Linked DNA regions of Homo sapiens: all the other regions are linked to region 2. The links are chromatin contacts, found by Hi-C or POLR2A ChIA-PET in ENCODE. All regions are on one chromosome and are shown on one strand. The core of a region is the stretch at or near the end of the contact, and the rest is flanking DNA. Distances in the headings are between cores, read along the strand shown.

Region 1 (4,842 bases), core at 1,712-4,211, 58 kb after region 2:
CAAAAGAAAAAAAGTGTCTTAAAAAAGCAAAGAAAAGGTAAGAAAGCAGGACGTGGACAGCTGAGGAACACTAACACACGCAAGGCCACCAACACTTAAGTTCTTTTGACTGAAAGCTGAGTTAACCTCAGGATAAAGTCGGAGGAAGCACCAGGCCAAATAGCAGATACCAGGTATGTGTGTCATACATGCTACTGACAATGAAAATAAGTGCTAATTTAAAATTTTCATTAATTGTGTGTTCTGCTTTATTAGTCACTTTGAATGTGGTTTAATCCTATAACCATTCAAGCCTCAGTCATAGTAATAGTTCATATGTTTTCAACAAAGTTCAGTTTTATATTTATATACAATTAAAAAAGACTTTCATTAGCTTTACTTATAACTTCTCCAAGATACACTTTCACAAAGGAATAGACGGCACAGGATAGAAGGTACAACTCAGTCTGATTAATGGGTTTTTAAAATCTACTCTTGAATTATCCTTTTCTTATATATTTCTTCTATGTAAATGAGATTTTCCAAAATAAAACCACTTGCAAGATTATTTTGCATCCTGCTGTTTTTTGAAGTTATAATCATGCTTAACTTTCTATAAGATACTTTTTTTTTCCTATGAGGCAGGGCAAATTGAGCCAGATGGCCAGCAGAGGCATAAAAACAGCATGTCTTGAAACTGCATGGGTGTCTGAAATGAGCTTTGATCGTTTCACCTTTAAGATGGGTGGGTGGGGCATGTGGGCTTCCATTAAGGACATTATGTGGAGAAGAATTTCAGCTTGGTAATTTACCATAAAGCTTAATCAATCATTTGGCCTTCCTAGTGAATATTCTGGGATATTGAAAGCCATGATGAGATTATAGCAGCTTTGGCAGGATTCATGAGTACACCTTGTTAGCTATGACTCAGCTACTCAGAGGATGGTGAAAGGCTGAGCGTCGCTCTGGCTTGCTGTCATCCTCCTGTGAATAATCTTCATCCTAAACCCACCAATGGTCCCCAGCCCTAGGCATTTAACTGTTCTAACAGAGGCCCATCTGAAGCCACCAACTGCTGTATGGATCACAATGGGAGACTTTGGAGAATCACTGGCTTGTATTTAGAATAGTTGCTTCCACTCACTTAAAATTGGTTTTATTTTCTCTGACCCTAAACAGCACAGTTCTGTTTACATGCACAAAATGCTTACTGTCCTGTCTATTGCTAACAGGGAGAAAAGAACAACCTGTCTGGGGAGAAAAAAGTGCTGGCTATTTTTTGTTATTGCTTGAATGCCCTTTTCACCAGTGTTCACATTTTCTTCCAGGGGAAGCCTGGCCTGATAGCTGGAGAGAGGAGCTGCTTTCTGTTACTTACCCTTTCATCCACCCAACCCTTCTCTCGATTTCTGCTGTAGCCACTAAAGAATGAAGACCCCACCACTGCCTAACTCTACCCATTTGCAGCCCCATTCACACCAAGAAACCACATCTCTTCCTCCCAGCTTGGTATCCAGTCCGCCTCAGGAGGCTGACTTTGAGAGGAACTTACTGTTTTCTTCTTCTGCTTCTTGAGGTAACACTTTGAAATCCAGGAACCACGTCTCAATCCAGGCAAGGATGAATGAAATGATGGGCAGCACATAGCCAAAAGCCCCTTGAGAGAAAAGCTGGAAAATACGACCAGGAAAGGGAAATGCAGTTACCACAAACTCACACTGAAAAACGAGGCTTCATCACTGAAGATGGTAACTGTATAGAAAAAGTGGTAGGCCATACCTTCGAAAGGATCACTTTTGCTAGTAAAAAGGCACTGGTCACTGCCGTTGTCAACTGCAAGACACATAATCCAGCACTGTTCACACTAGGCATCTCACACTGTGAAGGTACCTCCCTCTTCACAAGAGACCCGTCTGAGCCAGGAGCAGGCAAGGCCTGAAAAACCTGTGCCTAGCCTGGCTCCTTCCCATATCACTCAGTCTCTCTCCCCTAGACCCACACTGGGGCAAAATGGGCTTCTACATGTGACACAATCCCTAAATGACTGTGTGTGGTTTATTCTCCCACATTTCAGCAGGCTGGTGTGCTAGGTAACTAAGTTTGATCCACCAGAAGGTACAATTCCAAAGCCTCTACAAGCACATGAAGAGACTGGTAAAGTGCATAGGTAGGGCTCTCGCCAGGGGTTGTGAAGTCCAGAGATACCATAATACCTGAGCCTTGTCACTGTTCCTTCAACTAATATTTTTAGCATGGTGAAACCTGACCAAAATGAATACCAATAGTAGCTTGACTGACAGAAGGAGGACAGGGAACACCAAGTATCTTGCTCAATAAGTATTAACAAAGTTGCAGACACACACACACACACACTCACACACACACACACACACACACACAGAGCTGCTTGGGAGAGGAGGCAGTTTAGCATTTTATATTCTGACACTAATTAACTTTACAGGCTCACACTAAGCACTCTTTAAATACCAGCTGACTTCTCCTCCTTCCAGCTTCTAGACTCTTCTCTGCAAATGTTTTTTAAAACAAGAATCAGAAGCAATAAAATGATTTGCTAAATTAGACTTATTCTTCAGATAATCTGAAAGCAGATATTGAAGATACTGTCTTACAGCTCTCACTGAATATCTATATGTCAAACACTTTTCTAAAACAAACATTGAGAGGGATAGTCTGACAAATACTAGCATACATATGGGGACTCAGGAATACAACATCCCAAAGGGATCTGTTGTAGAAAATGCAGAAAAATGGGAGGGTACAATCATCAAAAGCTATGATGATATCAGCAAAAGAGTATTCAGGAAAGGGAGTCAAGTCTGGCCAAGACTGTCAGCCTATATCCATGAAATGAGAGCTTCCGGATTAACAGATGGTCTGACCGCTGCCCCGTGATTCTGAGAATGCTCAGAAGACATGGCCCAGACAGACATCGCCCCCTAGTGGACTCAGGAGGGCAGCACAAGTCCTATTCCCAGCTGGAGAAACCCAGGCCTGGGCCACCCAGACCCGAGCTCTCACCCTCTAATTGCAGAACTGCAGGTTATTTCTGAGCAGCTCTCTCTAGTCTGAGGAGCTCCACATTTTCTTCCCATAGAACTGACTTATTAAAGCTTTACAAAAGGCAAATATTCAGACATCTGTCAGGCAGAACTGCTAGTAATTCTATCAATCTCTAAATACTTATTAAGAATACCAAAGCTCTCTGTGCTAGATGCCAGGAAACAGAGGAGTAAAAAAGTCCTTGTCCTTGAGAAGTCCAAGGCAACAACAGAGAGACTGAGAGCTTTTCCCTCCAAGACAGGGGGTTGTGGGGAAGAAAGGAGGGGGTAAGGCAATTACCTAAATAAGTACAGACCATGTCATGAAAACAATCACTAAGCAGTTTCAACCAAATAAGACATTTTCCAAATATCTCTGTGACAGAGGTCTCCTCTCATCTCTTATTTGCAAAATGAGGTAGAGGGTGGCTTGGTGCTTGGCCAATAATCACTGTTGGGCTTCTAGATTCCTCATTTGGCTCAGCACCAAGAGACAAATCTAGTTACTCATTAACATTGGAAAGAAGCCCTGGAGTATTAAACCTACTTAAGTATGGAGGAAACGGGACTCAGGAAAGCTGGTGGGATTCCACCTGCATTAGAACTGTATCTTCTCCCAGCCCAGGCCTGTTGAGAGCAGGACTTGGCCACCAGCACTGGAGGAGATGACCCACTCATGCAGGGCATACTCACCGCTATTGCCCACCAATGGCGCAGTCTGCACACAGCATATGCAAGTATTAACACTTTAAATCGAAAAACTGCCAGAAGCTGAAAGTAAGAAAATAAAGGGATGTTTTAAAAAATATATACAAAAATGACACAGCTTTATGAAAAACTCACCAGACTGTCTTCATTACTGTGATTTAGCTGGAGACTACCAGGGACTGGCACTGGTCTGTAGACCAGCATTTGGGAATCCCTGCTCTACAACTTAATGTAATAGCAAATTAGGTCTCACATTAATCTCCCATTATGAAAGAAAAAACAAGGCAAGAAAAAAAAGATGTCATTTTCATCATCTTATTATACAAATAGGTGAATTTTCCTTTCAGTGACTAGATATGTCAATGGGTTCTATTTGAGCCATTTGAAAGAATAAAGGCTCTCCAACAAGAAAATAGGAATGGCTCCTTCTGTTGCCCTCCCTTATCTGTCATTAATCTTTTATTTCCTTGAGATGATGACACAATTCCTTATTTAGAGAGAGAGAACATTGAATGGGTGGGGAATTAAAAGAAAAGGAAAATATGGTCAGTGTTCAAAAGAGGAAAAAAGGGCATGGAATTTGAAGTCTATTTAGAGGAAATCTGCCTTTTGGGTCAGTTTTATCACATCTGAAATGAAACATAAAAAATACTTACAAATATATCAAAATATGAAGAATAGTAGTCATACTGCATCACCTCCTTCTCTAATGTGTTCTCAATGCCTCCATTCACCTAGAAAGGAGAGTAAGAAGCAAAAACAAGGAGAGGTTTATGTGTGGAAATAAAACAAGGTAAGATTTCCTATCCAACTTTCCTGCCTATCTTCTCAGAACCCAGAAATGCTAAAGTGCGAAGAAAAGAACTCTCATAATTTTAATAGAAAAGGGCTAGATGGCACTCTCCAATTCCTCAACTCTGAATTCATTCACTCAACAGATATAAATGTATAGTGAAAAATAATGGCTTCTGTAGTTCATAGTTGGGAAAATTAAAATGTTAAGAAAATTATTTTTTCCCTTCTAAGATAAAGTCTTCCATCATACAAAAGTATATTTTTAAAGAAGGCAATTCACCTTTATCCAGGACTACCTTAC
Region 2 (4,948 bases), core at 876-3,375:
TTATAGTAAATTACTATAGAAGGTCAATACATCCCACTTATTAGTGTTCTAGTTTCTTTGAGGGAGGCTGAAGTCAGTCAAAATTTATGCAATTGGGACTCTTGTTATATCACCTGGAAATGGCCCGGTTTAATAGAATTTGTAAGTTCAACCAGCCATGTCAGCTCCAAGGTCAATGAAAAGAGTCTTCATCATTTTACATCTTCATTTGTTCATTCATCCTCTCAGCAAATATTTATCAAAAACAGTTTTTGTTCTGGATGCTAGAGATAAAAGGGCAAAGAAGACACAGTCTCAACACTCAAAAGCTGCCAGTCTGGCAGATAAGTATTCTAGATTCTGGCTTGGTTGGGCCCTGTCCACGTTCTTTGGCCTGTGGCTGCCGGAGAAGCAGAAGGTCTTGGGTTCATGAGCTCATTTTCTTTCTTAATTTGTGTAGCAGTTATTGCTTATAAGATCTATGTATTGCGTTTGGTGGGAGGATTTGATAAAATGACCCAATATTGTCCTTTTAAGGAGAAAATTAATATTAGCAAAGTTTATTGAGAGCCAGACACCATGCTAAATAGTTTCAATGCTTTATCTCCTTCCTCATCAGACCTATGCAGGAGATCCTCTTAGTCCCATTTCACAGATGAGGAAACTGAGGCCTAGAGAAGCTCAGTTACTTTCTTAAAGTCACATGACTAGTCACTGTGGAAAAGTCTGGGATCTATCTAAGCTTGTCTACTCCAAAGTGCCTGGTCTGGACCCTTATGTGATATTTAGAAATATTAAGTCATATTTTTATACTTTGAATATTTCTTCTTCTGTAGCTTGACCCTATGAATGGACTCTTTAGTTGACTATTTTTCTAGTAACAACTCCCAATTTGTATTACTATTTGTGTATTAATACAATTCTTCTACTTCTAATTATGGCACTGAAATGACCTCTCTCCTCCAAAAAGTCATATGGGATATACATTTATTAAATACTCAAAATATAATTTTTAGGGTATTTCTGTAGAATGAGTCATTTTGACGTCATTCCACTCAGCTGTCTTTCTGTATTGGCATCAAATTTGCTAGATATGTTGAAACTGATGTAGGAGCTATCGCAGCTATGCTATATTGCAGTGCTAAGTCGCATAACTCAGAGCTGCCTCAGATTCTCTGTTGAGTAGCACACGATTTAATTTGATGAAACTGTATAGATATTTTCAAGTCAAAAGTAGCAGTCTTTCAGCAATGAATCATCATTAAGAATTCATATTTTCTAACAACTCATCAGTATTCTATCAGTGAGAACTGGATTCTAAAAAGAACTTACTTTATTTTTATTTTTTATTTTTTGAGATGGAGTCTCACTCTGTCGCCCAGCTGGAATGCAGTGGCATCATCTCTGCTCACTGCAACCTCCGCTTCCCAGTTTCAAGAGATTCTTCTGCTTCGGCCTCCTGAGTAGCTAGGATTACAGGCTCCTGCCACTACGCCCAACTAATGTTTTGGGTTTTTTTTGTATTTTTAGTAGAGATGGGGTTTCACCATGTTGACCAGGCTGGTTTTCAACTCCTGAGCTCAAGTGATCCGCTTGCCTCAGCCTCCCAAAGTGCTAGGATTACAGGGATGAGCCACTGTGCCTGGCCAAAAAGAAGTTATTTTAGAATCAATCTAGATACCCATCCCTCCATACATATGAATCCCAAAATACCTATAAATCATATTGAATATCTATTTATTAAATGTCAAACATAGGAATCCTATTATTGTCTCTCTTTGAAAATTAAGGAAATATTAACTCTAAATTACACTTAAGACAAAGTGTATACAAGAAAACTTTTTAGGGAAGATTTAGAAGATTCAGGCAAAATCATGAGAAAAGGTAAAATCAGACTCTCTAATGTATGGGATACAAGGAGAGAATGTACATAGCCCAAAGTGCCCAGGGCAAGGTGAGGTCAGTTCTTAAATTCCTGATTACATTCAGATCCAGTGTGATTTTGTTTGACCTTTGTCTTGACTTAACGTCAGCAGGGCCAATTTTTATGTATTTATGTAAATATTGAAAAAAATGTTGGCACAATTTTAAGACAAACACAAAGGGAGATTCTTATAAAGGCTTCTCAGGTGGTGGGCAAGAGTTGGGCAAAAAAATCAAGGTATTTGGTCCCGGAACAAAGCTTATCATTACAGGTAAGTTTTCTTTAAATTTTGCAATGTAAAGAAGGGATGGGAGGCTGGCAGGCAGGAGCTGGCTCAGAATTCTAGGATTCCCTCCTTGGTCACTAATCATGGTGAAATCTCCAGAGAGGTCAGGTGACTTGGTTCATGCCTTAGGAGTCAGAACTTTTCCTGCCCTAGCATGGGAGACATTACTAAGGAGCTTAGACCAACTGCAAATCTCTAAAGGATGGAGGCCTTATGTTGTTCCATTGGTATCTCTCTGTTGAAAGTTTTGTGAACAAGTTTAGTTTTGAGATTTTATTTCTTCAGTTCTAAAAATAACCAATGGAAAAAATTAAAAAAAAAAAAAGTAAAATCAGCTACCCTCCTTATTTGGTCACCAAAAGATGAAATATTTGATAATTTGACCAAAGAATGGTTAATATCAAATGTTAAAATATTTCTCGGTGTGACCATATTTAGAAGTAACATAAGCTGCATTTATTGTTATTTAAATTGGTCCAATGAGTTTGTTTATTATTTGTTAGCTTAAGTTTAAAGATGTAATTTTGCCTGGATGAGAGAAAACATCTCATAAAGATACTCTTAGTCTGTTAGATCCACTGAAATGAAAGTTTTCAGAGAATTTTCACAAAGTTGATAAAGCATCGGAAAAAATGAAAGCAGTTTTACATTTTTAATTCCTTAGTGGTTGAGATCTTATGATAAAATGAACTTATAAGTTAAAAAGTGACCTTCCGATTCTCTTTTATCCAATTGACTTAATGAGAATTGTAGCAATCAAATTCATAATTTGTAATTTTCTGAGAAGTGATTTTTCAGGAAAGTGCGGTGCAAGAAAAGGTATGGACTTTGTTTCTCGACTCCTGGAGCTAGCACTTTCTATGTAACTCCCTTTTAGGAAGTGTATTTTGATTTACCAGTTGTTCAAATTATAAAAATGCTGGTTCATTATAGAAAAATTGGAAAACACAAAAATAAACAAAAAATTATAATTTGATATTGACCCTCATCACATTATCATTTTGTTATATTTTTATTTAAACATTTTTCTCTGCTTTTTGTTTGTTTGTTTTACAAAGTTGGAATCATACTAGATACACAATAATAGATCTGGCTTTTTCACTTCACACTGCTTCATAAACATTCTTTTCAAATGTCCTTAATATTTTTCAATACCAGAACAAAGTTGAAACTTCTGTTTTCACGTTGATCTGTACAAAGAAGATAATGGAGATTATTTATCTAAAGTGGATGTTATAAAGATTAAATGAAATTAAATATGGAAATTACCTACCAGAATGCCTGGCACTTGGTAGGTGATAGAAATATTATTTCCTCTTCTAGAATTCAAGTTACTACCCACGAAAGGTCTTTATACACTCAGGAATACAGATAAATGTATCGACTCCCATCTATTCAGCAGCTCACTTCAGAACAAATATCACTATTTGTAAAATGCTTTCTATGTCTAAAAGACTAATTGTACCTGCTTCTAAAAGTAATTAGAATGTTTTACGTATTATCTCAAATATGATCTACCTGAATACAAGGTGATTTTTCATTTTCAAGAGAAAATTTATGTTTAAGAAAATATGTATTTTCCCCTCCCCCAACTCGAATATGTAAATTTATAGGGCTACAGGTAAAACAGTCAAATGTCTACCTATAACATTTAATTTCTTACCTGGTTCATACTTTCAAAGTTAAAAATTATATCAATATCAATATCAGTTGAGAAATATTGCCTTTTTTGCCCTTATATTTCATTAAAACTTTTGTTTTGATGCTTCACATGCATGTAAAGCATCTATCTCAGAACAGCTTTCTAAGGCATCTCAGGTCAAAGCGTCCACTTTGGAATCCTCTTATGATGGTGTCTCTGAATATTTTATTCTAAGACACAATTATTCACTCACAAAATAAAAGGATATATTTTTTTCCAATTTATTCTGTTATTCTACAGTTGTATGAAGTAAAAACTACAGAGACATTACCCCAAGTAATAATGACCAAATCCGTGATAAATTTCTTTGCCTTTTTTTTTCCTTTTACCAGTGCTATTCCCCAAACTAGCATCATTGAGTTCATTTCATGTCGATATCTCCTCCAGTTAGTCCTTCTGGATCAAAGCAGAGTATTAGAAGAACATTTTTTAATATGAGAAGTTACACAAAGACTGTACCATACATAAGGCACCTCCCCATGTTGTGAGAGAAAATTTTGGGGAAAAAAAGCTTCATTTTAAGTTCTGGCACTTTCTATCTAAATTTAGTATGTAGGTGTCCCTATCACAGAGCTAGGATTTGCAAACATAGTCTCCATTCCTTGTGTCTTATTTGAGCTTGACCTTACAAAACCATCAACTCCTGGGGGCAAAGGAGAAACATGCTAAATGCACAAACTCTTTGTTATTTATTTAAGCTATCTCTTTCCAAAATCTATTTGAGAAGACCTAAATTAAAATATACAAGCACAGTCAGACCATTAAATATATACAGATGATCTAAAGCCCTAAGGAAAGGAGAAGGAAAAAGGCCTGTGATTACCTAGTGAGGAGCACAGTTTAAAATTTTATGCTCAAAAGAAGGAGAAAAAGGTAGGGGAATACATACATCTTACTAATTGATAAAAAGAAGCACACCAAATTTTCAAATATCATATTTTTTTCTATTACTAGATTGGAAAAAGACTTCAATGCATGAGTCCTTTAGAAGGAAATGGAAGAGTGGGCAGTGCCTTCAACTTCCATTTTGGAAAATGAAAGGAATGGTCATGAAAAA
Region 3 (4,503 bases), core at 1,228-3,727, 41 kb after region 2:
TAAGGAAACATCTCAGAGCTCACTACACACGGGTGGAACACACGCCACCTGGAAGGTGTTCTTATCATGGGACCCATTTATTTCCCAAGGAAACGAAAGGGGTGTACCAAGATTTATGTGCAAGGATGTTCATTCACGATAGTGTTATTTCAAACAGCCCCAAATTAACCCAGGTGAACAATCAGAAATTCATAAATAGACAAATACGCATCTTCCAAAAAGTATAGATTCTTTAACCCATTTCCCATTTAGAAAAAAGTGCAGCTCGCTGTTTTTACATAAACACACTCTTTTGAGGCTGAAGCAAATATGACTGATTTTCAACGTGAATATAAAATGTCAAATCTGTTCCTGGGCTGGGTGCAGTGGCTCACGCCTGTAATACTAGCATTTTGGGAGGCTGAGGCGGGTGGACTGCCTGAGCTCAGGAGTTCGAGACCAGCCTGGGCAACACGGTGAAACCCCGTCTCTATTAAAATACAAAAAATTAGCCGGGAGTGGCAGCGTGCACCTGTAGTCCCAGCTACTCAGGAGGCTGAGTCAGGACCATCACTTGAACCCGGAGGCGGAACGGAGGTTGCAGTGAGCTGAGATCACGCCACTGCACTCCAGCCTGGGCGACACAGTGAGACTCTCTCTCTCTTAAAAACAAAACAAAACAAAAACTGTTCTTGGAGTTATTTCTAAACAGAACTTCTCTCTAATCCTAATGTAACATCATGTACATTTCTGTTGCATTAGGATTAGAAATGAGTATTCTTGGGGCAAAAAGGAAATGGGTTAAAAACTGGAAAATAAATAGATATGGAGTTGAAAAATAATATTCATAGCATAAATCCTATTGTGAGATAAATACATTTGAACACTTACATGGTTCGAAAACACTCCAATTTTTATTTAGTTAAATATGGATGTACATATATAAGTATCCATGTACATGTATATATGTTCTCATTTCCCCTTTTTACACAGGGAGTATATAGCATATATTAATCTGCACATCTCTTTCCATTTATAAATCTTAAAGCTCTTTTTATGTTTATATACAGGGGCACTTCACTACAGGTATTTTTTTTTTCTTTTTTTTGTTTTTGAGACAGAGTCTTGCTCTGTGGCCCAGGCTGGAGTGCAGTGGCTGATCTCGGCTCACTGCAACCTCTGCCTCCTGGGTTCAAACGATTCTCCTGCCTCAGCTTCCCGAGTAGCTGGGATTACAGGCTCCCACCACCATGCCCAACTAATTTTTGTGTTTTTAGTAGAGACAGGGTTTCACCAGGTTGGCCAGGCTGGTCCCGAACTTCTGACCTCAAGTGATTCGCCCACCTCAGCCTCCCAAAGTGCTGGGATTACAAGTGTGAGCCACTGTGCCCAGCTAAATACAGATATTTTTCACTGGTGAACATACTTTCAATCGGTGCCTTGGTTTAGTACCAGTCTTTTGCTATTATAAAAAATGCTGAAATGAATGATAGTGTTTTATGTCATTTGAACATATGCACTGGTAATTTTGATGGGTACTGCCAAACTGCCCTCCATAGAAATGGCCCTAACCCCTTCTCCCACAATGTGTGTGAGTGCTGACAGCCTACTGCTTAATGTTGGGTTTTGCTAATTTGACAGGTAAAAATAGTACTGCATTGTGGTTTTAATTTGCTTTTTTTCTTACTGTGAGTGAAGATAAACATCTTTTTATGTTTAAGGTCTATTTTATATTATTCTGTGCCATATTTGTTCATGTCCTTTGGCCATTTTTTCTACTGAGTAATAACACAAATAGGCATGCCATTCATTTATATGTGTGTCTGTGTATTTCTGCAGACAAAGATAAAACAATGTTCATTGTTGGTATGTGGGTGAAAAAATAAGTGATTGTGTGTTTTCTGTTTTCTCCGGTGAATCCTTTTAAAGTAAACATTTTTATATATTAGAATTAAAACAATGTGTTACTGAACATTGGGAAGGTTTTCTGGTTTGCCTACAATCAGCTTGTTTCTGTGAAACATGTTCTTTTGGAAACCAAGTAGAGAATCCTACTTGTAAACAAAGCAAGACCAACCAGACTTAAGAAAGATCAAATTTAATTTAGATCTACTCCTTGATTCTCATGAATTGATTGAATCTCTTTAGGGCAAATACCTGGCCTCTATAGAGAAATCTGGAATGATTTCTGCACTGGGAGAGGAAACTTTCAGATCACTAAGGGCTTTGTGGGGCTGATATCACCAGCCGAGGTACTGGGCAATGTCTCCTGTGGTTTCACACTTCTTAGCGATTTCCTTCCCCAACGCAAGCTGGGCTGCCCCGAACTTCAGCAATGTAGAGAGAGAATGCAGTGGTGGTGGTGGAGGAGGCAGAGTGGGTGGTGGGAGGGCGCTGATGTGGCGGATGGTGTTTTATTTTCTCAGGCTTCTTTTGTTTACGTGCTCTGGCAAATGTGGTTGATTCATGGAAAATGCTCAAAGTCAAACCGGCCCCTACTGGTTGGGGCTGTGCATGGGGTGGCTAGGGTGTTGTAAGACAAAACGAGGACAGTTAAACCACAACCAACTTTGCTCACTTTCAAGAGCCCACAGCTAATGGAAATAAAATATCCATCTTCACACATACAAGATTACTATCAAACACACTCTCCACCCTGTGGGTAGGTGGGGCTCCCTGCATTTGATATTCAAGGTTCATTAGCTACCAGGTGAGTTGGGAATCTGATGCCCAGGACTGTTCAGACATGGCACCTTCGGTCCACTCCCATGACACTGTCCTGAAGACCAGAGGACATCTTGCAGCACGGAGATGATCCTAACATTCCACCCAGTATCTGTACCTTCCAGAGGCACCTGATTCAGAGACACTAATACCTTTGGTTTCATTTCCTCAGTGTAAACAGGGTGACACAAGACTCATGAACCTATTAGCACAGGTAGATCACAGATGTGGGCAACAGTGATGTGCTTCTTTCTCCACAGGAAACCAGGGATATAGAAGCCCTGAGTTCAACTGTGTAACAAATGTCATAAATGGAATCACATCAAGTCCCTCTACAGAGACAAAATGATTTCAGCATCAACCAGACCAAGGATTACTAGAGGACAATAACATCAGATAAATGAGTGATAAGGGTCCATCAGAGGATTGCTCAGCAATGTGAGCATAAAGGACAAATGTCTCCACTCCTACCCCACCGAAACATGGCAGAGTGGGTGCCCATGCCCCTGGGCTGAATCTATGCAGTCCCAGGAGAATATATAACTCAATCGTTGAGATAATCACTGTAGGCTCCCACAGTCTGACTTCCTAGCATATTCAAATACTATACCTCATTCCGCTTGGTCTGTGCTTAGAGAGGTAAGACTTCTGAGCCAGACTTGGCTTCCTCTGAGGATTGGCAACATCCTACCGGTTCCCCCAGCATGTCTGGGTGAGAGCTCCTTCTCAGGTTAAATTAACAACCTGATTGGCAACTTAAGCATCATCTATGAGGTTGGTGTATATGCAACTCCAATCCTGAAACAGGAGATTCTCACTCCCATAACACCATTGAGTTCTAAGGTTTTAGTCTCAAGGCCAGACATTTGAGACTTTCCTTGCCCCTTCTCCACTATGAGACGCTCATCCTGGTTAGACTCCAGCCTCCCAGCAAGCCTCCCTGTTGCACTGTTGAGATCTGATCCACTCTTAGAACAAGCACAGATAGAAGTTGTAGGGAAAAGAAAGAGAGATCAGACTGTCACTGTGTCTATGTAGAAAGGAAAGACACAAGAGACTCCATTTTGAAAAAGACCTGTACTTTAAACAATTGCTTTGCTGAGATGTTGTTAATTTGTAGCTTTGCTCCAGCCACTTTGCCCCAACCTGGAGCTCACAAAAACATGTGTTGTATAAAATCAAGGTTTAAGGGATCTAAGGCTGTGCAGGACGTGCCTTGTTAACAAAATGTTTACAAGCAGTATACTTGGTAAAAGTCATTGCCATTCTCTAGTCTCAATAAACCAGGGGCACAATGCATTGTGGAAAGCCGCAGGGACCTCTGCCCTTGAAAGCGGGGTATTGTCCAAGGTTTCTCCCCATGTGATAGTCTGAAATATGGCCTTGTGGGATGAGAAAGACCTGACTGTCCCCCAGCCCGACACCCGTAAAGGGTCTGTGCTGAGGTGGATTAGTAAAAGAGGAAAGCCTCTTGCAGTTGACGTGGAGGAAGGCCACTGTCTCCTGCTTGCCCCTGGGAACTGAATGTCTCGGTATAAAACCCGATTGTACATTTGTTCAAGTCTGAGATAGGAGAAAAGCTGCCCTGTGGCAGGAGGTGAGACATGTTTGCAATAATACTGCCTTGTTATTCTTTACTCCACTGAGATGTTTGGGTGGAGAGAAACATAAATCTGGCCTACGTGCACGTCCAGGCATAGTACTTTCCCTCGAACTTAATTATGATATAGATTCTTTTGCTCACGTTTTTTGTTGACCTTCTCCTTATTATCACCCTGCTCTCCTACTACATTCCTTTTT

Evidence for each region. Hi-C counts contacts between places; a loop is a spot of excess contacts on that map. ChIA-PET counts read pairs that join two places held with the same protein, here RNA polymerase II (POLR2A). Pooled maps may share reads with other maps.
Region 1: a pooled map shows a loop between it and region 2 (2.3-fold over the local background). The contact joins the enhancer-like site here to the promoter of TARP in region 2. A Hi-C loop is called at or near these places in 1 of 168 maps with a recorded cell type or tissue (natural killer cell) and 1 of 50 pooled maps. POLR2A ChIA-PET finds 5 or more read pairs at or near these places in 2 of 52 experiments (H1 and MCF 10A).
Region 3: a pooled map shows a loop between it and region 2 (3-fold over the local background). The contact joins the enhancer-like site here to the promoter of TARP in region 2. A Hi-C loop is called at or near these places in 1 of 168 maps with a recorded cell type or tissue (natural killer cell), 1 of 37 single-sample maps with no recorded cell type and 3 of 50 pooled maps. POLR2A ChIA-PET finds 5 or more read pairs at or near these places in 1 of 52 experiments (H1).

Annotation. Positions count from the first base shown.
Region 1 is chr7:38,213,995-38,218,836 of GRCh38, reverse strand. STARD3NL (STARD3 N-terminal like) reads right to left here. Exons shown (of 9, transcript NM_032016.4): 3 at 4,403-4,480; 4 at 3,732-3,809; 5 at 1,759-1,812; 6 at 1,532-1,649. Among named protein-coding and RNA genes, the nearest start is that of STARD3NL, 38 kb to the right of the region's middle. Within about 2 kb of position 2,961, at least 14 of the 41 ENCODE cell types and tissues checked have a DNase peak (open chromatin) inside an H3K27ac peak, as active enhancers do; they include natural killer cell, where a contact is called at or near this core.
Region 2 is chr7:38,270,813-38,275,760 of GRCh38, reverse strand. TARP (TCR gamma alternate reading frame protein) reads left to right here and starts at 2,125. Exons shown (of 4, transcript NM_001003799.2): 1 at 2,125-2,174. It also overlaps TRG and TRGJP.
Region 3 is chr7:38,231,050-38,235,552 of GRCh38, reverse strand. No RefSeq gene overlaps it. Among named protein-coding and RNA genes, the nearest start is that of TARP, 40 kb to the left of the region's middle. RefSeq lists an enhancer at 2,197-2,276. Within about 2 kb of position 2,477, at least 7 of the 41 ENCODE cell types and tissues checked have a DNase peak (open chromatin) inside an H3K27ac peak, as active enhancers do; they include natural killer cell, where a contact is called at or near this core.